Regions from separate parts of the Mus musculus genome. Here regions 1 and 2 are each linked to region 3. The links are chromatin loops, found by intact Hi-C in ENCODE. Cell type or tissue: heart. All regions are shown on one strand.

Region 1 (8,000 bases), 87 kb after region 3:
TTATTTTTGATTTCGAAACAAAGCCTCACTAAGTTCTAGCTGGCCTCTAATTCTTAGCAATCCTCCTGCTTCAACCTCCCAAAAGCTGGGATTATAGGCATTCACCATGATGTTTCAAATGTTTTTTTTTTCTTTTGGTTGGTTGGTCAGTTGGTTTTTTGAGACATGGTTTCTCTGTGTAACAAGCCCTGGCTATCCTGGACTTACTTTGTAGACCAGGGTGGCCTCACACCCACAGGGATTCTCCTACCTCTGCCTCCTGACTGCTAGAATTCAAGAAGTGTACAACCATGCTCAGAAATTTTACTTTTCAATGGTTACTACTGAGGTAATAAAATAATATTAAGGGAGCATTTTTATTTCAGCCTTCTTTTGAGGACCCAGTGCCTTTCAGGAAGGCAAGCAATATAGGGCACTGAACCAACCCAAGGCCTTGCTAAGCATACACTCAAGTCAGCTACACCCCCGGGCGGAGATGCCCATCTTCCTGTGCTTTATACTGCTCATAACGCGTTCCGTGCACTTCGGAGCGTACCCAGGTTCCCTGGGAATGAACTGCAAATCCATGGATGATTATGAATGTCACAATTACATCCATCTTGGGGGTTTCTCGTTTTCAGAGTAGCAACTATAAGAAAAAGACTGACTCTAAAAGAGCAGGCTAAGCAAGTTTTGTTTTGTATGAGTCAAGATATCGCCATGTTAACCCTGGCTGGCCTGGAATTTGCTGAGTAGACCAGGCTGGCTTTGAACTCAGAGAGCCACCTGCTTGCTTGTGCCTCCCAAGTGTCGTGTGCTGGAATTAAAGGTGTTGGCAACACACCGAAGCATTATTTTGAAGTCTTTACTTCTACTGATTAAGGAAGGAGTTTGTTCAGAACAGAATTGAAAACTATTTTAGCTTCTTTTTTTTTTTTTTTTTTTTGAGATGTTTTTTTGAGATGGTTTCTCTGTGTAGCCCTGGCTGTCCTGGAACTCACTTTGTAGACCAGGCTGGCCTTGAACTCAAAAATCTGCCTGCCTCTGCCTCCCGAGTGCTAGGATTAAAGGCGTGTGCCACCACACCTGACAAAGAACATGTCTTGGCAGGCTTGTAGCTAGAACCCGTGCTGACAATGCGGGGCAAGCCCAAGAAATGTACCGTGTGTGATTCATTATATGGATGGCTTATTAAGGCTGGAGGTGGATGGATGGACAGATGGATGAGTGGGTGAATGGATGGATGGATGGATGGATGAGTGGGTGGATGAGTTGGTGAGTGATTGAGCAGGTACATGGATAAACACTGTTAAGATATAGCATAAGACACAGTATCTTGGGTATTAATACTGAAGATACTCCATTTGTTCCAAAGCAGTGTGGATAAATGCTTGCATCATCTATATGGCCAGCAACATTTTCTTGGCTATTTTATAGGTTGGTTTATGTACACATGCACACGTAAACATCCTCCATGTTAATTATACTTCAGATACTATGACAGACATGTAAATCTATGTGCAAAGCAGAGGCTGAGTTCAGTCTCCAAAATGAGACAGCGTCCTAACTCCAGTTCTGCTGCTCTCTCTGTAAGACTCCGGGCATGTCAGCTCCCAGCTGTTTCATGTCTACAGTGGAACAGCAGGATCTACCACCCAGCAAAGCTGCAAGAGGCTAAGTGGTGCCATAAGTTACAGGGTTTACAAAGGCACCCAGTCAATGAGGCTCACTGGAATCTCTGCAATCATACCAAGTCTGAGGCCTGCTAGAATCTGACTGACCAGTCCAAGAAGAGCAGCCTGAACAAGACTGAGCCTACCTCCCACTTGCATCCCACATGCCGGGCAGATGATTTTCCAGGGGGCATCCAAGGTACCTTGGTTTTCACCCGGACACTCCGCCGTACATTCACGGTGTCCCCTTTCATTCCGCGCTTATGAGATTTCTGTGGGGACAAAACTAGAGTCATCTCCAGGCCCAGCTGCCCAGTGTCACTCAGGTGGCATATGCCACCTTTGCAGAGGGGCCTCTTCTGAGTAATGTTACTGCTACTGCTGCTGCTGCTGCTGCTGCTGCTGCTGCTGCTGCTGGGAACCAAAGGCCTACCTTCTAACCAGGCAACTGACCTCCAGAAAAAAATGTGTCTCCCAAACCTTTGGAGTCAGCAGTGGGAGGAGACTGGGCTGGGAGACAGGATCTGCAGCCATGACCTCGCCCCGCTGCCATGCTCCTACCTGGCTGCTGGCTGCTGACGGTTTCGGGAGTTTTTTTATGTGGACGTGGACAGGAGTGTTCTCATCCACGTGAACATGTAAGGGGGGAGTTGAAGATCGGTCCTTCATGGTTCACTTCTGGCAGGCAGGGGAGGGCAACACAAAAAAGATGGATCTGTGGATGAGTAAACTAGGCATGAAAACAGAGCTCAGAGGCTTCTGGGGACACCTGAACGCTCAGCCACCAAGTGAGCAGGACAGCTACCAACTACTGGCATGCAGGCAGGAAGCACGGCTGGCGTGACACTCAGGCTGACTCTGCAGAGGTCTCAGCTGAAGGCCTCCAGGTCCGCTCAGGACAAGGTTCTCTAAAAGCACAAGCAGGGTCCTCAGAGCTGCAGCTCCACCCAAGCCAGACGGACTGGGCAGCTCCGCCTTGGACTTAGTGCAGGTCGGCTGCAAAGCTGTATCTTCCAACCAGACATGCGAGTTAGTGTGGGAAACACTCAAAATGGTTAAGGTGCAGATGCATGCAGGCCACATGCAAGCAAGGCACTAGGGCACAGAGGAGGCCAGTGGGGATGCCAAGTGTGAGGAGAGTGTAGAGACTCCAGAGAAAACGTGAGCAGAGCTGGACCCCAGGAACAGCCTTGCCCGCCGGCAGCCCCCATCCCACCTCTCTCTCATGCTTTTATTTCTTTTTTTTTTTCTTTTTAAAATATCTGTTCTAAAGATGTTGGGATGTCCCTGGAAGGCTATCAAGACAACCTCCTCACACCTGACTCCTTCCTTCATCAGCAAGCAGGCCATGCTTCCCAGCTCCATACAGAGCACCTGGGCAGTCCCTAGCAAAGGCTTGCAGAAGCAGTTCTGATGGTACCGTTGTGAGGGTCACCTACCGTAACAGTTACACTGGGTGCGCCACAAGGTGTTCTCAAGACTTTTTTCTGTGTGAGACTCGTTACTCCGTTCTTCCCACACGATGGAAACCTGCACCCGGGCACAAGAACCAGATTATGAGCAGAAAGCCAAGGTTCTCCTGTTTCTCAGCTCTTGGGAAATGGCACACTGCATGTGGTGGCTATTGCGTCGGCAGCTTGGAGCAGCAGTCTTGAGTCCCCTGGCTCTCTGTAGATGAGCACAAGGCGCGCATGGTGTGCTCAGCAGGAGGGTGATACCAGGTGTAGGCTGTCTGCATGGCTGGCCTTTTAAACCTGCCATCGCATCACATGTATTGTGACCTTGTGCTGAAAGCCTACCTGTCATCTCCAATCAGGTGACCCAAAAAAAAGCTGCCAAGGCACCAGTCTCAACAAGGGTTACAGTCCCCAAGCTCCTCTGGGGAAGCGTTCAGTGACAGGTTAACCTAAAACATGCAGCTCAGGAGCAAAGTCACTGGGACACCAGCTTGTAAAAGGAAGGCTCACACCCTTGCTGAAGCATACGAAGACCCCACTTCCCAACGTGGTCCACTCACTGCCCACACCAGAGCCTTGCTTGTACATATGCAGCCCAATACGACAAGTGCAAAACAGCCAATACTGTGCTCCAGACCAGCAGTCCAGCCAGAGTCCCGGCTGGGGGAGAACGGTCTGCAATGGTTAAAGCTAACCTAGCCCACTGCCTCCTCACAGTTCCCAGATAGCCTTCTGCCGACCTCACCAGCTCTTCAGGGGGAAGACTGAAACCTAAAGCAACAGCACCATGGTCTGCACTCTGCTCGGCTCACAAACAACTACTGAGCGAGCCGGACGGCCACTCGGAAGAAGACTGTTCAAAGTAGAACCTCAAGTTTTCCCCCCTTCTACTTACTTATAATATCTCTGCTCACTTTAACACTAGTTTAGAGGTGCCATGGTGGGAAACGCTTTTAAGCCACCACATGGGACGTGGAGAAAGGAGAATCGGGAATTCAAGCACAACCTTGACTACCTAGTGAGTCTGAAGCCAAGCTGAACTCAAAGCATTAAGAGTGATCTTGTTTGCTACTAGTAAGCTGTAGGCGGGGGAGGGGAGTCTTTACTCCTCCCCTTTCAAAGTCACTTTCAAGTGTTTTGGGTCCAGACTTTCAGTACCTGGGAAACTAAAAAAAAGTTTCCATTGAGCCTGGCCTGGGGAGCCCTGACCACCTTTCCCTGCCCTACTGCAAAGGCGCCCCCCACATTGGCTGTACCTGGGGGAGCCGCCTGAGGATGAGGCAGACATGGTTAAGCATCAAAGCCGCAAAGATGGGCAATTGGGTCGGCAGGCTCTGCTCAGGGGGACCCAGAGGGGCTGGCCAATGAGAATCTCAGGGGCCGGGCATCAAACGTCCTCTCTCTGAGGGGAGGAGGGTGGAAGCTTTGGGGGTGGCAGTTGGATGAAAACTTGGGAGGCGCTCCTCTACTGTCCAAGTCGCACAGCAACTGTCCTGCCAAAGTGGGGAGGGAGGGAGACAGGAGAGGCTGAGCGACCTGCGGGGTGCCGAGTGCGCCGCCAGGAGGCAGGTGGAGGGCGCGGCAGGACAGTGAGGGGCCACGTCACTGAAAGGAGGACAACGACCAGCATGCCCAGACCCCACCCGGGAAGAATAGCGGGCCGACGGCTACTAGGGTTTAAACCTGAGGGCTGCCTGGAGTGCGAAGAAGGTGAGAACTGCTAGGCCCCAAGTGGGCCCCCCAGGGGCGGGAACCCGCACAGGGAGCTGGAGGGATCTTCGGGACAGTGCCTGGGCAACTGTCTCCTAGGTGAAGGGGCGTTCCCGGCAGAATAGCTACCAGGGAGAACCAATAGATGGAAGGGGTGGAGCGGCGGCCTAGGCGGGGCGGCATGGAGAGCCAGACCGCTCCTGGATCACCCACATCCCTGGAGCTGGTCTGGAGGGTCCCCGGAGGCCTGCCCACCCCGAGCGCATGTAACTGCTGCGGCCCAGTCCGCAGAGAGCAGGGGTGGCCTCCGGGGAGGATGGGGCGCACGGCCACCCACCAGCGGGCAAGAGGGGACGGGGTTCTGCCCATAGAAGGGCGCAGCCCTGCCCGAGGACAGCAGAGGAGGGAAAGAGCGCTGCCGATGGCCCGGAGAGGACGGAGGCGGCCGGCCCGCCCGTTAGCGGGAGGAGGAAGGGCCCGCGCCCAACGAGGAGCGGGGCGGGCCGGGTTCGGACGCAGGAAGGAGCGCGCCTAGACTCGGGGACGGTGCCCGGTCGAGCCAGCCCCGGGAGCGCGGGGCTTGAACCCGCGGCACTCTACGCCCTGCCCCGCCGCGTGGCCTCTCACCAAGAGCGGCACGGCTGCGCCCAGAACCGTCTCCTTATGAAGTCGTTGAAGTCGGAGGCCAGGGTCGTGCCATGGAGACGCCGCGGCGGATGCAGTCCGGCTCCCGCGGCGGCTCCTCCCCGCTTCCGCCTCCTTTTCCGACAACCGGTCGGCAGCTCGCCCATTGGCCAGTTCAAACCCCCCCCGGAGCCTCTCGGGTTTCGCCATTTAGGCCCAGCCCCCAGCGTCACAGAGATGCCCCGCCCCACACGGGGACGCTCCGCCCACTTCTGGGTCACGAGGCCTGTCCACCGCCCCGTCGTCAGGGAGACACGCGACGCCTCCCGCGCCAGCCGGCCTGGTCTTGCCCCACCGTTCAGGCCACCGAGTCCCCTCCGCCATTTTGCCCTGGTCCTCCTGAATCCTGAACCCTAACGCGCTCCCCTCGAAACACAGGAGGAAGCTGGACGCAGAGGGCGTCTGTACAAGCGACAGGCTGGGGCTTCTGGAAAGCCATTCCTATGCCTCGGCCGCTCAGTGCAGACAACTTGTGCACACTCCACAAACTGTACCCCTCTCCCACACGCCCCAAACCGAAGGAAGAGGCCGCACTCCCCACGCCCCTGCCGCCCTCCCGCACACCGTACGCCGCTTCTATACGGACCTGCTCTGCTGAGGTTCTCTCTGCTGAGCCGCCATCTTCTCAACTATGCTTCCCTGTTAGCCAATCGTGGGGGACTGTCACGAGGCTCACGTTCCCGCCCTGGATTCTGGGAGACTTTAACAACCTCCGGGCTGGGTAGACCTCATTTCCTTGACACCTTAACTCCAACACAGTAGTTGTGCTCCCACCAGCTCCTCCCTGGAGCGTGAACTACCTTCCCACCTCCACAGCCGGCAGGGCAGTCTTACCATGTCATATTTGTTCGTCAACCCTTGACGGTTCATTTTGTGCGTGCAACCCTGGCTGGCCTGGAACTTGCTGCGTTTGAGCAGAAATCTGCCTATCTCTGCTGCTTGCTGGGGTTATAGGAGTACACCAGCAAGCCGAGCCTTTCTTCTTCTTCTTCTTCTTCTTCTCCTTCTCCTTCTCCTTCTCCTTCTCCTTCTCCTTCTCCTTCTCCTTCTCCTTCTCCTTCTCCTTCTCCTTCTCCTTCTCCTTCTTCTTCCTTCTTCTTCTTCTTCTTCTTCTTCTTCTTCTTCTTCTTCTTCTTCTTCTTCTTTCTTCTTCCTTCTTCTTTCTTCTTCCTTCTTCTTCTTCTTCTTCTTCTTCTTCTTCTTCTTCTTCTTCTTCTTCTTCTTTCTTCTTCCTTCTTCTTCTTCTTCTTCTTCTTCTTCTTCTTCTTCTTCTTCTTCTTCTTTCTTTCTTCTTCCTTCTTCTTCTCCTCTTCTTCTTCTTCTTCTTCTTCTTCTTCTTCTTCTTCTTCTTCTTTCTTTCTTCTTCCTTCTTCCTTCTTCCTTCTTTCTTTCTTCTTTCTTCTTTCTTCTTTCTTCTTTCTTCTTCTTCTTCTTTTTTTCATGCCAGTAATCTCAATGAAGGAGGGAGATGGCCATGAGTTAGTTGAAGGCCAGTCTGTATCCCTCAGTCCTACCTATCTCTACCATCCTGAGGTTCCGCAAGAGCATACAGCTGGGGACAGGAACTCCGAGTTAGAACCCTTGCCTGACCTGAGCAAAATCCTAGATTCAATTTTCAGTAACACGTGCGTGTTATAATCTCCACGAATCATTGTCTCCACTCTGTCCAGCAGTTCTCTCTAGACAATTACCAACAGAGGCTTTTCCAAACTTTTGTCTCTTCTGCATTCCATACATCAAGTTCCCTATTTCATAGAGAAAAAATCTACCAAATGAAATTCCCTTAATATCTACACACTTTCCCACCCTTAGCTGCCCTTCTGGTCTGCCTTCAGATGTATGTGTGCTTCTTGCTGCCTAAGATAAACAACCTGCTTCAAGGTGCAGCTCAAACATGTCTGTAAAGTGTCTCCTTTGTAAACACGATGGTACATAGCTATAATCTCAGAATTCTATCAGGAGGCTGAGACAAGTTGATTTGGTCAGGAGTTTGAAGCCAGCGTGGTCTACATAGCAAGACTTTTCGATTTAGTTAAAATAATGAAATATCCTTTTGCTACTTCCAAATGGAATTGTTGCTCATGTCTTAGCATGTCCCTATTCATTGAACTAAGTCCGTGCTACATTCAAGGCACATTAGCACCTGCCATTCAGTCTCAGAGGAGTACATGACCTATCATACTAATGAAACCAGACAAGGAAAGCTTTTATGTTGTCTATTCCATACTAAACAGTCTAAACAGTCCTCCCTGTTAGTCAGCTATTTCTGACTTTTGCAATAAAAGGTCTGAAAATGGACGGTATTGGAGGAAGTCCGGCCGGCGGTGGCAGACACCTTTGATTTCAGCATTTGGGAGACAGAGGCATGCAGCTCTATGAGTTTGAGGCCAATCTATTCTACAGAGCTACTTGTAGGACAGCCAAGGTTACACAGAGAAACGCTGTCTCAAAGAGCCAAAAATAATAAAAAGAGGAGTCATTCCTGAGGTGCTAGAAG
Region 2 (8,000 bases), 110 kb after region 3:
TTGGGGCCTCACCCAGTCTCACCTGTGGAGTGATCCCACACCAAAAGTTGGAATAATAGGTCTGAGAGTCCAGCATCGGGGCCACCACCGGCAGCTGCCGATCTATGAGAAGCTTCAGTGTCTGGTTGTTAGTAAGAATGTTGTCTGTATCTGCGAACTTTGGAGAAGGACAGTGTCACAGGGAATCCTGTCTCAGACTCGGGACCAGAGTTCACTGAGGGGGAATTTCTTCAGAGTAGCTCTGAGCACACAGAGATCTAACCAGGGCCAGAGAGAGGCGCCTAGAAAGGTAAAGGCACTTGCTGCCCAGCTTGACAACTAGAATCCAGTCTCTGGGACCCACACAGTAGAAGGAACCAACTCTGGAAAGCCATCCTCTGACATGCACACACATACCATGGCATGTGCACTTATATATACATACATGCATACATACATACATACATACATAATACAGGATACAGGATACAGGATACAGATATGAGAAGGGGCTAACCATTTCTGACAAAGGGCCATTCTGAGATGCTGGCTTAGAGCAGAGCAAGTAGCAGATCTAAGAATCTTGTCTCAAAAAACCAAAAAACCAAAAAAAAAAAAAAAAAAGAGTGCTGGGGGGTGGTGGCACATGCCTTTAATCCCAGCACTTGGGAGGCAGAGGCAGGCGGATTTCTGAGTTCGAGGCCAGCCTGGTCTATAGAGTGAGTTCCAGGACAGCCAGAGCTACACAGAGAAACCCTGTCTCGAAAATAAAAAAAAGGACTGGTAGCTCTTGCAGAGCACCTGAGTTGGAAACCCATTGACCCAATGGTGACTCACTACTAAGTGGAGTTCGCTTCCAGGCCCCCTTCTGCCCTCTGTGGGCTGCATGCACCAAGACACCCACCTTTGAAAAACAAAAGTAAATCAGGTGGTGGAGGCACACACTTTGGATCCCAACCCTTGGGAGGCAGAGGCAGGAGGATCTCTGAGGCCAGACTGGTCTACAGCATGAGTTCCAGGACAGTCGGGATTACACAGAGAAACCCTGTCTCGAAAACCCAGTGAGCAAACATAACAAAAATATTGGAAAAAAATTCTATTCTGAGCTCTAATCCAGGGATCCAGGCTCAGTTTATACTCTTGGCATACAAAAGCTCAGGAATCTAGGAACAGCATATAACCTAAGACCTGTACAAGGAGCCAGGCTTAGTATCTAGTGTGAGCTTAAATACAGGGGTCTCAGCTCAGTCTTCAGAAGATCTGTCCTATAGACAGTTTGGTTATAACCAGACTTTATTGGAAGCAGGTCCTGAGGCCTCCCCCATACTCTGTAGCCAGGCTTTCTTACCAGGATGTAGTCAGCTCCCCAGTCCCTGGCAAAGGCCAGTGCTTCCTGCCTCAGCTCCATCAAAAACTGATGCCGTTCTTTGGTCCAGTGCTTGGGACCCTGTTCATCTGGGTAGGACCTGAAGTGGAGAAAGGTGAAATGCTCTCTTGAGAGAGGGGCCTCTCGTTCTCTGCATAGAATAGACATGCGTGCTCTGGGGGCTGTGCCCTGGGGAATAGCTGTTCACCATCTTCCAGTACCCTTGCCCTCGGTTAACCACCTGGCCTCCTCCTCAGGCTTCCAGACGACAGTCGCATAGTCCCGACCCACAGCAGCCAGCCATTCCCGGAGCATCCCTGTGGTGTTGTCCATGTTGTGATCTGTGGCACACCTGTGAGCACAACACAGAATGACTGTCCTGAGAGCGATGGGGCAGAGTTGTGCGCTCCAGTGGAGGTGCTGGAGGATGTCCTGTGTAGCCTCAGGCAAGGTCCATGCCTCTCTGTGCTTCACGTCTGTCCTTCTAATTTTGTGCATTGTACTGTGGGAATTGAACCCAGAGACTTGTACACATCAAGCAAGCCCCTGACCCCTGAGCCATCCTCGGCCTGAGTGCACTTGAAAAGTCCCTTGAGCTTAAAGATTGCACCTGCCACGTCCCTTCACTTCCGTCCCTCTTCATGGCTCCACACATCAGGCCTTTTCCAGCTCAGAATCAGACAAAACAGTCATTGCCTTTCTCTCCTTACCTAACTCCCCCCAGCTGTAATTAGGCTCACACCATGCTCCGACAACCCCTGAGAAGTGTTAGTGGTGATCCAAGTTCTGTTACCATGGAGCACAGCTTTCCCTCTGCTGGGGAGGGGGCTCTAGTAATGGAGGTGGAAGGCTTAGCCAAGAGCCCAGGTTTTAGGCGATGCTGTTCCTTTAAGCCAATTCCCCAGAACTACGTGTCAAGTCTTACAGGGGTGGGAACTAACTAACTCCCCAAGTGTGGTGGCTGTGGGCAGCCTCCCCAGGCCACAGCTCCACCCCAGCCCAACTTTGGTGTGCTGTGAGGAGTACTCTATCTCCAGCCTCTGCTCAGGCTCCTCCCTGTTTTGACTTTTTTAGACAGGGTACTGCAACCTCTGATCCCAGCGTCCCATGAGACCACACCCTTGGCTATCAGAACCAGCCAGCCCCTCTCTCTACCCAGAGAAGCTTAGCAGTACCACTCAGAAGGGCACCCGAGCATGCCGCCTGGAGCTGAGGGTTCCCTCCACCTGCTCTCTAGAAACCTCCAGTCTGACTGATCCTTTCTATGCTGGGCCCCAGGGGATTCCAGAGGTTCAGTCTGTTCTACCGCACATCAGGCAGACCACAGGTCTTTACTGCGATGTACTGCCGAGCCCCAAGGGCTAGGTCAGAAAGGACAGGCCTAACTGAAACCCAGGGGAAACCCGGGAAGCCGGGGACGCCCGAGACATGTAGGGAGCCCAAAGGAGGGGTGAGTGTCCCTGGGCTGAACCCTGGCCTCAGAGGTCTATTCTTGCCCCGCGGGGTCTAGGAATACTGTTGAAGGGCTGTCTGGGAGGGAGGAGCTTGTTCGGGTTGTGTCTGGGCAGAAGTAATGAGGCCTCCAGGTCAAAAGCCTTCCTGGGTCCTGGGGCTTGATGCCCATATGCACCCACCCCTGGATCTCTCACCAGAGGGCCAGCCTGGCCCGGGGGTAGTCCAGGCGCTCCAGCGCACCCAGGTAGTGGGGCAGAGAGTGTTCAGCATTGCGGGCCAGGATGGCAAGGACCACGGTGGGTAGCGTCGGCTCTGTGACACTGGCAGCCCGGAGCTGCTGCCCCAACAGGAGCAGCAGAGGTAGGAGCCGCGCAACGTGCATGGCGGGACTCGGTGGCTGTGGAGGGCCCCGGGTTTCCCACCACAGTAGGGAGGGGGCGGGATGGGCGGGGCATGGAGGCGGGGTCTTAGAGGGGCGTGGTTACTGCCTTGGGGCCCCTGCGCCCCTCTTAGGCGCCTGTACGCTCCGCTGTCCTCTTCTCCGCCCAGGCCCTAGAGGTCCAGGGTTAGGCACCTGCTCCAGACGCGTCCTGGGGTCCGCCTTCTCCGTGTGGACCTCGGAAGGCGTTGGCACGGAAGGAAGGATCCGTGGGCCATGGTGGACCGCTTGTACCATGGGCGTTCATCTCACTCCTGGAATACTGACACCCGGGATTCCCGGCTCTCTGCCTCTCAGCCGTGGAGGCTGCAGTCTTCGCGAGGAGCCCAGGTTCCCGCCCCCTGCTCCATCTGAGACGCCCTCTGGCGGCCTGAGGCAGTAACTCCACATACCCAGCAGATGACGCGATGAGTTGGAGAGCAAGCCCAAGCTTGGGGGAGAGGACTGAGTGCAGCTGATCTGGCCACTTCCGCGACCTCGCATCACCTCCGCAGGCTCCGGCCCTTAAAGCAAAGCCCTTCTTTCAATTGCTTTGTTTGTTTGTTTGTTTGTTTGTTTGTTTGTTTCGAGACAGGGTTTCTTCTCTGTGTAGCCCTGGCTATCCTGGAACTCACTTTGTAGACCAGGCTGGCCTCGAACTCAGAAATCCACCTGCCTCTGCCTCCCAAGTGCGGGATTAAAAACGTGCGCCACCACCGCCCGGCTTCAATTGCTTTTTAATACAATAAAATTAAAGATTGCATCTTTAACTTCCCAAATAAGACCTAAGCAACATCATCACATTGACTCTGAGGAGCATTTCGTTTGACACAATGTGTTTGTTTTTTCTTTTGAAAGAAGAGTTATTTGGGAGGGGATGCACTTGGTCCTGTGGAGGCTTGATGCGCCAAGAAGGAGGATACTAGAAGGGTGAGGAGGGAACAACGGGTGGGTGGGTGGTTGAGCTCCCTCTTAAAGGCGAAGGGGAGGGAGGTGGGATTGGGGAGATCCTGGAGGGAGGACTGGGAAGGGGAACAACATTAAAACATAAATAAGGGCTGGTGAGATGGCTCAGTGAGTAAGAGCACCTGACTGCTCTTCCGAAGGTCCGGAGTTCAAATCCCAGCAACCACATGGTGGCTCACAACCATCTGTAACAAGATCTGACGCCCTCTTCTGGAGTGTCTGAAGACAGCTACAGTGAACTTACATATAATAAATAAATAAGTCTTTAAACAAATAAATAATAATGATAATGATGGTAATAATAAAGCAGAGCCCACTCCGACTGAGGGTAGGACTTAGGGGTCACCACAGAACCTCTGATGGCAACCCATCCCGCTTCCAAAATAGGAGATACAGCCTCCTTTGGGACAGAGCAAATCTTGGGACTCTGTTAGAATGAAAGGGAATCTCCAACCTCTCTTAGGAGAGAAAAAAGGATGAGGGAAAGGGGCTTAAGATATTCTTGCTGGGTATCTGTCACCAATCTCTGACAGTCACTTTCCCTGAGTCTCCTGATTCTCACAGGTAAAACCTGACTGATGATGGCTAATGTGAAGGTTTGCTACAGGGAGACCTTGAGCATGAATGCACTTGAGGCGCGCTCTCTCTCTCTCTCTGGGTAGGGAGCCTGAGCCAGGCCTCTGCATCCATCTACCTTCCCTCTGCCTGAATGGTCTGCTTTCCTAGATAGAGCTGCTCTTTAGCTCTTCGGGACACTAGGAAAGTGGAAGGACACACTCCCTCTATTGAGAGAGGATGGAAGGAGCAGGTTCAACAACGAAAGCGCTTACCTGATGATGAACAGTCTCCCGGGGGCTGGACACTGGACTCAGATCTCTACCCTGGCTTTGGTCACAGCTTCCTGTTGGACTCTTTCCAGGCCAATGGTCCTGCAATGAGAAGGGCCCATGAAAACATCCTGGAGGGAAGGGGGAAGGCAGCGTCCTCTCTTTTGCATGGCAGTCTCCGGCACAGGGATTGCTGGTCCCCATTGTGGATTCTCTCTAAAGCTGTCCCCATCCTACTCACCCAGAGCCACTGCCCACTCTATTAGTGACAGGGGTGCTGTGGTCAGAGTGCTTGTGACCCCACCTCCACCCTGCAACACTCATATCTGAAACCTAATCACCAGTGTCATGGTACTGAGACAGAGGAGAGACTGGAGAGATGGCTCAGGGGTTAAGGGCACTGGCTGCTCTTACAAAGGACCAATTCCCAGAACCCATTTGTCAGCTAACAACCATCTGTAATTCTAGTTCTAGGAGATACAAAGGCTTCTGGCTTCCTCAGGCACCAGGCCTGAGGCTCAGACATAGCCTGGTAGATCACACTTGTAATTCTAGAGCTTGAGAACCCGAGGCAGGAGGATGTCATGGCTGAGCTACAGTGGGATTTTGTCTCAACAATAATCAATTAATAAAAAGTGGGGGGCTGGAGAGATGGCTCAGCAGCTAAGAGCGCTGACCGCTCTTCCAGAGGTTCTGAGTTCAATTCCCAGCAGCCACACGGTGGCTCACAACCATTTGTAATGGGATCCAATACACTCTTCTGGTGTGTCTGAAGACAGCTACAGTGTGCTCATATACATAAAATAAATACATCTTTAAAAAATAAAGAGGCTGGAGAGATGGCTCAGTGGTTAAGAGCACTGACTGCTCTTCCAGAGGTCCTGAGTTCAAATCCCAGCAACCACATGGTGGCTCACAACCATCCATAATGAGATCTGACGCCCTCTTCTGGTTCATCTGAAGACAGCTACGGTGTACTTATATATAATAAATAAATCTTTAAAAAAAAAAAAGTGGGGCTGAAAAACAGTGTCAGCAGTTAAAAAGCACTGACTGTTCTTGTAGAGAACCCAGGTCCAATTCCCAGCACTCACATGGAGGCTTACAACCATCTATAACTCCAGCTCCAGGGGATGGAACTGCATCTTCTGGCTCTGCAGGCACCAGGCACTCGCACAGTGCATATACATACAAGCAGGCAAAATAGGCAAACACATAAAATAAAAGACATCTTTGTTTGTTTTGAGACACGGTTTCCCTGGCTGTCCTGCGACTTGCTCTGTAGACCTCTGGCCTTGGGCTCAGAGATCTGTTTACTTCTGCTGGTCAAGTGCTGAGATTAAAGGGATACACTACCACTACCACCAGCCCACCCACACCGCCCCTGAGGTAAAAAGGTAAAAATTAAAGAGACTCAAGAGAGGTCTTCAAAACACAAGAATGCCACCTGTGAGGAACAGGTCCTCACCAGACAGCAGATCTTCTGGATCTCGACCTTGGTCTTTGCAGGCTCAAAATTCTGAGCAAAAGCTTTCTTTCTTTCTTTCTTTCTTTCTTTCTTTCTTTCTTTCTTTCTTTCTTTCTTTCCTTCCTTCCTTCCTTCCTTCCTTCCTTCCTTCCTTCCTTCTTTCTTTCTTTCTTTCTTTCTTTTCTTTTTGGTTTTTCGAGACAGGATTTCTCTGTGCAGCCCTGGCTGTCCTGGAACTCACTCTGTAGACCAGGCTGGCCTTGAACTCAGAGATCCTCCTACCTCTGACTCCCAAGTGCTAGGAGTTAAGGTGTGTGCCACCACTGCCCGGCAAGCAAAAGCTTTCTGGAACTGGATAGCCAGAGGCAAGGGATCCTGAGTTCTAAGACATCCTACAACTACATAGCAAGACCAGCTCAGGTCCGACATAGTGGTGCACATCTATTACCCTGACTCTCGGGGCTGTCTCAGGAAAACAAACAAAACAGGCATGGACTTCGGGGTGGCTCCGTTGGTAACATACCTGCCAGACAGAGCATTAGGATCTGTGTTCCTATTCCCAGAACTCAAATAAGAACTGGGCACAGGTACACATAACCCAGATCCAAGGGGTTCAGGTGGATCCCTGAAGACCTGAATAGTGCTCGCTAGTTGATCTAGCCAATTCAGGAAGCCCAGGTTCAGTAAAACTCAAGAGCTAAGATGGAGGTCTGAGGAGAAAGTTCCATGAGTAAATGCTTGTCGTGCAAGCACGAGAATCTGAGTTCATATTCCCTGAATCCAATTAAAGCTGGATGCCCAGCTGTGGTCCCAGAGCTACAGGGATGTGGTAAACAAGAGAACCACAAGAAGTTCCTGGACCAGGAAGCCTGGTGCATGCTGAGGCAAACAGGAGACACTGTCTCAGATGAGATGCAGGGCAGAACTATCGCCTGAGGGTGTCTTCTGGCACTGAGTCACGCCATGCTAAGCCCTGTGTGTTTTGCTTGTTTTTCTGAGACAGGCCTGACTGTAGATTATAAACCTGCACAACCATGCCTGACCCAAGCTGGTCTTGCTATTTAATTGCAGAGTATCTTAGAACTCAGGATCCCCCAATACACTATGGTATATATTGCACACATACACACGAACCTGCATGTGCACACATACAAACCTGCAAACACACACACACATTTTTTAAAAAATGAAAAGAAGTGAAGCAGGAAGTGGTGGAACACGCCTTTAATCCCAGCACTCAGGAGGCAGAGGTAGACAGATCTCTGTGAGTTCGAGGCCAGCCTGGTCTACATAGTGAGTTCCAGGACAGCCAGGGCTACACAGAGAAACCCTGTCTCAAAACAAATACAATAATGTGGACAGAAATCAAGGAAGACACAAATATACATACACATCTCTCACAGATATAAATGAATAAATTATATAATTGTGTGTGTGTGTGTGTGTGTGTGTGTGTGTGTGTGTGTGTGTAAAGGAGAAGAAGGAAGAGGAGGAAGAAAAGAAGGAAGGCCCCTGAGAGAA
Region 3 (8,000 bases):
GTCAAGTCACAACTCAGATGCTCGCATAACTTTCCCAGCCCTGAGCGTCAGAGAAAACCCAGTTACACAAGCTGCCGACAGTCCAGGACATGAGCAGGCAGGGCAGCAAGAGCATTTAAGAAACACCAGAACTGACTGGATTGGAAAGAAAGCCTGGGTCTGACTCAGGTCACTTCTCAATATAGGCATAAGCTAGCAGTGGGAGCTTTCAGAGATGCACCAACAGGAATTTTAGAAAGAATGATGACAGGCACGGAATACAGCAGACTGTGCCAGAAAAGAGCAGCACCGTGAAACCCTACTTCTCAGCTGTGGAACACTGGGCAGGTTACACAAAATTCTCTACGCCTTAGTATGTCTACCCTTCTGTGACAGAGAAATAGAAACCTTGCAAGCTTATGAAAATTATAAACATCAGCCAAGTGTCTTGCGGTACCTTACTAGCTACTAATAGCAACTTGACAAATGCTAACTAACAATGTATATAGTTGATTGACAAGCTCTCAAAATGGGGCACAAATGAACTCAGCTTTGGATACTCCCTCTCCCAAGATGATTCCCAAAAGTCAAAACACTTAAATCTGTTTCTCCTGGGCCTATCTGTAGCTAGGTTATACTATACAGTCCCATATACCCCAGGAAAACGTCTATTCAGAAGTAAGAAGCCAACTGACTTCATTTACCTAATAACGATGGAAAATACTTGTATTTAATTGAGAGATGTATTACACTAGCCAAATGAGTTCAATATAATTAACCATTTGGTCATAGGACAACCAGCACTCCCTTTCCTTAAAATCATTACTAATAATTAACAGTTCCTAGCTGGACATGGTGCTGCACACCTTTAATCCCAACACCCAGGAGGCAGAGGCAGGCTGATCTCTGTGAGTTTAAGGCCAGCCTGGTCTACCAAGCTAGTTCTAGGACAGCCAGGGCTACACAAAGAAACTGTGTCTTGAATCTAAAAAAAGAAAAAAAAATGCTTAGATTCACCCAAAAAGTCAGTAAAGTTCATTCCAGAATACCCAGAGCATGTAAGATGCCAGCAGGGCAAATATGGCACAAAGGTCTTTGATGAAGTAACACACACTATAATCTCAGCATTTGGGAAGCCGAGACAAGAGTTGAAGCACAGCTAGATCCTGATACAAAGAAAGAAAACAAAACATACAGACAAACAAGAAGTCTATGTATCCAAGGGCTTCAGAGATGACTTAGTGATGTATACATACCTCTGTTAGAGTCCTGAGTTCAGTTCCCAGTACCCACACAGGCAGCTCACAACCACCTCTAACTCCTGCCTCAAGGAATCCAGCATCCTCTGAGTCTGAGTGCTCACGCACAAACACATATAGAATTCAAAAACAGAAACTACAGTTTTAAAAAGGGCATCCAAGGTAGGCCAGATAAAAGTGTATCTTTGAGAAAATCAACATGGCAAAGAGAAAAGTGTACTCTCTCCCTTAATACTAAATAATAGTATTACCAACCTTCTTTAACAAATGAACATATGCTGACTCACTCTACTGCAAGAATACTAATACTGTTCCTACCACACACACAAACCCTGGCTTCCAGTCTTGCTTTCAATCATAATAATATCTGGCTTGTGGATTTCACTAGAAGATGTAGTGTCTCGAGTATGGAAAAGCTGAGCTTCTAAAGTGTTCACCGCTCCTGCAGGGGAGGCTTTCAGACCAGATAGTACTCCTACTTACCCGGATGGTTTCAGATGCAAAGTGCCCTTCAGAAATCATCAAGTTTCCTGTCTCGTCCAGCTTCACAATGGCTCCTGAGTTAGCCTGTACTTCAGCTTCAAAGGCTTGGTGCTTCTGCAGCTTTCCCTGGTAGTGGAACACAAGTAAGCCCCAAGTGTTACCACACAACACTCCTCTTGTCCCCACACCAAAGGTCCCTTGTCCTCATTCCCATCTGCTCTAGTGAGGGAGGCAACCACTCAAATACAAAGGCTATGTATCTCTACAACCCTGGCCTGTGAGCACTTTCAACATGGCAGGTGCAAGACACTATAGAATATTTAAATTTATTGTCTATGGAAAAGCAGTTTTATCTAGAGAAACAAGACCACACTCAGTTTTCCTAGCTCTCAGTGTTTACCCTGTTTTTTTGTTTTTTGTTTTTCATTTGTTTGTTTGTTTGTTTGTTTTTGAGACAGGGTTTCTCTGTGTAGTCCTGGCTGTCCTAGAACTCACTCTGTAGACCAGGCTGTCCTGGAACTCAGAAATCCGCCTGCCTCTGCCTCCCAAGTGCTGGGATTAAAGGCGTGCACCACCACGCCTGGCTTCATGTTTACCTTGTTTAATTCAGTCATTCACATTCCACTTGCTTAAACCTTGCCTACATTTCTTTCATTCATTCATTCATTCATTCATTCATTCATTCATTCAATGTATGCAAGTACACTGTTGTTCTCTGCAGACACACCAGAAGAGGCAGGTAAATCTCTGAGTTTGAGGCTAGCCTGGTCTACATATTGAGTTTCAGGGCAGCTAGGGCAGCACAGGAAGACCCTGTATTAAAAACTAAAAATCCAGCCGGGCGTGGTGGCACATGCCTTTGATCCCAGCCCTTGGGAGGTAGAGGCAGGCGAATTTCTGAGTTTGAGGCCAGCCTGGTCTACAGAGTGAGTTCCAGGACAGCCAGGACTACACAGAGAAACCCTGCCTCAGGGTTGGTGAGATGGCTCAGTGGGTAAGAGCACCTGACTGCTCTTCCAAAGGTCTGGAGTTCAAATCCCAGCAACCACATGGTGGCTCACAACCATCTGTAACAAGATCTGACGCCCTCTTCTGGAGTGTCTGAAGACAGCTACAGTGTACTTACATATAATAAATAAATAAATCTTAAAAAAAAAAAAAAAAAAAGAAACCCTGCCTCAAACCCCCACCCACCATCCCAAAAATAGAACTATCAGTTTAAAGTAGTGGTTCTCAAGCTGTGTGGTCAGCAAAAACATCAGAAACACAGATATTCACATTATGATCCAACAATAGTAGCAAATTACAGTTATAAAATAGCAACAAAAATACTTTTATGGTTGGGAGTCACCACAACATGAGGAACTGCAGCATTAGGAAGGTTGAGAATCACGAGTTTAAAGTATACCGAAAAGAAAACCTCATGCTTGAAAGCCACTCTTACTCCGCCCCAACCCCTCATATGTTAGGGTCTTCTCAGAGCACAGAGTTGGTCTTTACAATGTGTCTGACTTACATTATAGCTACCCAACCTTTTTTGGGCCCCTGACTTTTGAGAGGCAAGAACTGCTGGTACTCAGACATACCTGCAAGTTGGTTGGGTCTTTGTAGTTCTCATCAGATGCAACTTGAAGCTTCTCCTGAATCCACTTCTCCAACTCCTCAGCATCTCTTTGAAAAAACTGGAACCGATAGGAATCCTCCAGCTTCTGACGCCGTAAGGTAGAGAGCTCCTTGAAGCGGTGGTACCGATCCAGGACTTGCTGTCGTCTCTCCTGGATGTCCTCGGCTGTTTCCAGCACTTTGACCCCACTTGGATCCATTTTCTGAAAAGACAGAATGACTGCAAATAAGCTCCACAGACAAGATATGTAATGGAATTAAGCTCTCTGAAGGAAAGGAATCAAAAAATCTAAGCAAACTATGAAGTAGCCTCTTCCAGGGAAAAACCCCATATGAACAAGTTATTTCAGTGTCCTAGGCAACCCCTGAAGGGTCAAGACGCACAGGCTGAGACCCATTGAGCTGTCTATTTACTCCTCACAGCACCTCCTACTCTGGCTCTTCAGAGGATGGTTTTGATAGCAACAAAAAGTGAAGTAGTTAAAGTGAAGAGCTAAGGGGCTTCAAGATTCAAAGGAAAGATTGATATTTGAAGAATTCATAAATGTTACTCAAAACAAATCTTTTTATCTTGATTTTGAATTGTAGATGTCTGAATTACTTTTTTTAAGTTTTTTGAGACTGGTGTTCTGTGTAATCCTGGCTGTCATAGAACTTGCTCTATAGACTAGGCTGGCCTCTGCCTCCTGAGTGCTGGGATTATAGAAATGTACAAGCACCATTAGGGTGACTTTTTAAAAAGGGAGGTGTCATGTCACTGCTGGCCACTTGTTATGTAATTACAGATAACCTTGAATTTCTGACCCTCCTGGGTGTTGAGCTTACAAGAATGTTCTACCAACACCAGGTTTTATGCTGTACTGGGGACCACACTGAGGGTCTTGTGCATGCTAAGCACTTTAACAAAATTGAGATATATTTCCCACCTCTAATTTACTCTCATTTAAACCAGCTTTCCTATTTATCACAGAAACTGTGAAGACTGGTGTAAATTCACTAAACCCTAATTTTGTTTTGTTTTGATTTTGTTTCTTTTATATATGTGAGTACATTGCTGTTTTCAGACATACCAGCAGAGGGCATCAGATCCCATTACAAGACCTATGGGAGAGATTTCTTAACTGCTGAGCCATCTCTCAGGTCCCTAAACCCTACCTCATGTTAAACATGCAATTTTCTAAGCAGTTTTGCCAAATTTAATGTCAAGGAGAGAACTTTACCTATTATGTGAGAAACAAAGATAATGCTACTTAGATCTTATAAGAATTAAGTCACCATGGGAATAGAGAACAACAGTAGAGCAACTGCCTAGCAAGGTTATCAGTTCCATGCCAGCATCAAAGAGAAAAAGAAACCATTTTATACTCTAGTCATTTAAGACCACAGGAAAAATAGATGTAATTTTATATAAAGCTTCTAAAATTCAGCAATACATGACCTTTCCTACTATGCTTAGAGTGGCTAAGAATGGCAAGTGACCTTTCCCTCTTTAAAAGTACAGTCTTTAGCATATACCCATCAATCAACTGATTTCTCAACATCAATGAATTTCTCTCAGGAGGCTGAGGCGAAAGAATGGAGATTTCAAGGCTAGCCTGAATCCCAGTCAGATGCTTCAAAAAGCAAACAAGAAGAGCTGGAGCGATGGCTCGGAGGCTGTCTTACGAGCATTAGCTACTCTTCCAGAAGAGGCAGGTTAGGGTCCTAGCACCCATATGGCAGGCTCACAACTACCTATAACTCCAGTTCCAGGAAATTCAATATATCCCTCTGAATTCATGGACACCAGGCACAAACAGGTACACATAAAAAACAAACAAGGGCTGGTGAGATGGCTCAGTATACCTCACGGCTGACAATCTAAGTTAGACGGCTACAATCTATATAGATATGGGAGAAAATCAATTCCACAAAGTTGTCTCCACATCCCCTCATCACATACACATTCACATACACAATAAATACTCACAGCCTGTGCCGGGAATAGCGGCCCATGCTTGAAATCTAAGCACTTTGATGTGAAGAGGCAGAAGGGTTTGCCACAAGTTCTGAGCCAGTCTGGCAAACATAACAAACACTAGGCCCACACCTAGGCTAGAGTGAGACTGTGTCAAAACAAAGTACAGTCTTCAGAGGGGATCCTGAGTACATTACGTAGGGCAGATGACAGTAAAGTCCCATCCAGAGCCTATTCTAATAATGAACTGTGTAAAAGGTAGAAAAACTGTGCTACCAGCAATACCTGGGAGCTTTTCCCTTGTCCCATTTCCTGCTACTGCAGGACGAGGGAATGTCTGGCAGGCTCGGGATTGGGATGGAAACCCTTGAAGGTGCTGCCACACTCACAGGAAATACTGCTCAGTGAGAACTGTGTGCACCTTTACCAGCTTCAAGGACTGTTCTGATGAAGATGATACCTTCCCGGGAAGCCCTGAGGTGAGTTTAACTGTAGCGCTGTGTCTTTCAGATTATACGCTATGGAGTTACTTGTTTGGTGGTCTCATTTCCATGGTACAGGACATCTACCACTTGAATACTAAGCAGCACTCCACCACTGAGCCACAAACACACGTGTGTGCATGTATTATATGTGTGCATATGTGCCTCCAAGTGTACAACTTTGTCAGGCACTTTCCTCTATCTTTTTAAATAAAACATCCAATGCATGCGATGGCTCAGCTGGTCAAAGCATGTTGCTGCCAGCCTGATGATCAGTTTGATTCTCAGGATTCGCATGACAGGAGAGAACCCACTCTTACAAGTTGTCTGTTGATCTCCATGCACACGGTGGCACAGGAGCACCCCTGGACATAACAAATACATATATGTAATAAGCATCTTAAGTATATATACATTTATTATTATTATTGGATGGTGGTAGTAAGAAGAGGTAAGAAGGGAAAAAGGGAGGGAAGGAAGGGTACAGACCACAGCTCTAAAAAGCACTGAGTCATCTCTCCTGCCCCATCTTACCTTATTTTCGGACACACAGTCTCTTCATTGAAGCTGTAGCTTACTGACTTGACTTTGCTGCCCAAACAGCTCCCCTTATACCCAACTTGAGTCACTGGAGCACAATGCTATGCCTAGACTTCCTAACAATTGTTTTACCCTGAGCCACCTCCCCAACCAGGAAAAAAGTCCTTTTCTAAAACACAATTCTCTAGAAAACTCCAAAGCAATTTTGTTTTTAAGCTCCTCATGGAGCTGCAGATGACTTTTAACATTGGGTTCTCCTGCCTGGGATTAGACATGCCTGGCTTGTGCATAATTTTTTTTTGCCTAGAATGTCCCATCCCTTCTTTCCCTGGGAAGCCCTATACATACCTCAAGATACATAGAAATAAGTATGTTCCAAGCCCTATCTACCCCCTGCCCCATCTCTGCTGCACTACACTGTAAGGAGCAGAGCACCTAGACCTACTTCCTCCTGGTGAGCAGATACCTACTGTCTGAAACTCCTAGTTCTGGTGTAAGGGCAGTTAAGAGTGCTCATTTAGTCTGTTTCCTGCTTTCCTCTAGTTTGTGTACTGCATCAGTGAAGAACTGTCCTGCTGAGAAGGCTCCTAGTGTCTTGTGTGTGTGGAATCACGGTCTGTATGATTTGTCTGTATACTGTTCAGGTCAAAATTAGAAAAACGTCTTAGGAGGATGAGCTTTAAGGCTAAGCCAGGAGATAAATCTAGAGGCAGGCTGAACTGTGAACGGAGTCCCACCTGATTTCCTGTACCCTGACTGCTTCTAGCATCAGCAAGTATTTACAGACATAAGGTGCTCTTACTGTGTTCCAATATCATGCTCTGCTCAAAGAAAGTTTAGACTCCTGTCTACAAAAAACTGGGTAGGAATGATAGCAGGTTACACGGGGGAAAAAACCCAGAGACTGGGAAGTAAAAACTCATCTTCAGTAGGAAATTTGGGGATCCAACCAGAAATGTTAGTTAGGAACAGTTTCCCTTTGCTGGACTATCTAATTTTTCTTTTCTGCTCCTAAGGTGAGGAAGTCAGATAAACCATGGGTGAGAAGGCCATCTTAATAACTACCCACTCTGAAGTTGGACCAACAACGCCTGTGGACATTACCCTTACTTTTTATGTTCTTAAACTGAGTTTGCTCTGCTGTACATATTGTTAACTCTCTTGGTATGGTAACAAGGATTGTTTCTAAACATTTAAATGTAAGAAAGGCAATTTGAAAGAAATACAACTTTAAGCCAGGTATAATGTAGCATGCCTATAATCCCACCACTTTGAAGGCCGAGGCAGGGGCTCTCCTAAATTTAAAGCTAGCCTGGTCTATATAGACTAAGTTCTAGGCCAGCGAGGACTACATAGTGAAAACCTGTCTCAGAATAAACATATATGCTTATTGACTAAATGACCAAGCAAATTCAAAAATTAATTTGCAAGGAGTAGGGTTGGGGGCTGGATAATGGTTCTCTTTCTCCATATTGTAAAACTACTTCTAAGGCAAATGTTAGATTTGTGACAAGAATGACAAATAATCTGCTAACTAAAGATATTCAACTAGGTATCACCAATCAGTTGGGCTTCGCAGAATGCTCCCTAAGGAAGCCAAACTCTCTTCACTACTACAGGCTGACTTCAAACAACTCAGCAAGACACAGCCCTGTACCTCGGTAGGTAGGTGAATTG

Evidence for each region. A loop is a pair of places that touch in the nucleus more often than their neighbours do. Peaks named below come from ENCODE experiments on the same cell type or tissue, not always from the same donor. Only the 100,000 strongest peaks of a DNase experiment are listed, where the experiment ranks them.
Region 1: it touches region 3 in a loop (2.5-fold over the local background); 4 of 42 quality-filtered maps call a loop at or near these places.
Region 2: a loop joins it to region 3, with 4 times the contacts of the local background. A loop is called at or near these places in 5 of 42 quality-filtered maps.

The regions. Positions count from the first base shown.
Region 1 is chr2:29,887,368-29,895,367 of GRCm38, reverse strand. Odf2 (outer dense fiber of sperm tails 2) reads right to left here and starts at 5,378. Exons shown (of 21, transcript NM_001369060.1): 1 at 5,157-5,378; 2 at 4,366-4,602; 3 at 3,092-3,182; 4 at 1,799-1,924. The coding sequence starts at 4,397. In heart, a CTCF peak has its summit at 4,663; DNase peaks (open chromatin) are centred at 4,947 and 5,677; H3K4me3 peaks cover 2,505 bases; H3K27ac peaks cover 2,510 bases.
Region 2 is chr2:29,864,720-29,872,719 of GRCm38, reverse strand. It overlaps Cercam (cerebral endothelial cell adhesion molecule), which reads right to left and starts at 3,226. Exons shown (of 12, transcript NM_207298.2): 1 at 2,995-3,226; 2 at 1,587-1,697; 3 at 1,328-1,445; 4 at 23-157. The coding sequence starts at 3,182. It overlaps 2600006K01Rik (a long non-coding RNA gene), which reads left to right and starts at 2,309. Exons shown (of 3, transcript XR_003954007.1): 1 at 2,309-3,160; 2 at 3,350-4,148; 3 at 4,325-4,369. In heart, a CTCF peak has its summit at 3,608 (motif pointing left); DNase peaks (open chromatin) are centred at 2,529, 2,699 and 3,559; H3K4me3 peaks cover 2,601 bases; H3K27ac peaks cover 2,428 bases; H3K27me3 peaks cover 393 bases.
Region 3 is chr2:29,973,924-29,981,923 of GRCm38, reverse strand. Sptan1 (spectrin alpha, non-erythrocytic 1) reads right to left here. Exons shown (of 57, transcript NM_001177667.1): 2 at 3,308-3,547; 3 at 1,722-1,847. The coding sequence starts at 3,544. Among named protein-coding and RNA genes, the nearest start is that of Sptan1, 12 kb to the right of the region's middle. In heart, a CTCF peak has its summit at 4,390 (motif pointing right); no DNase peak of the experiment used is centred here.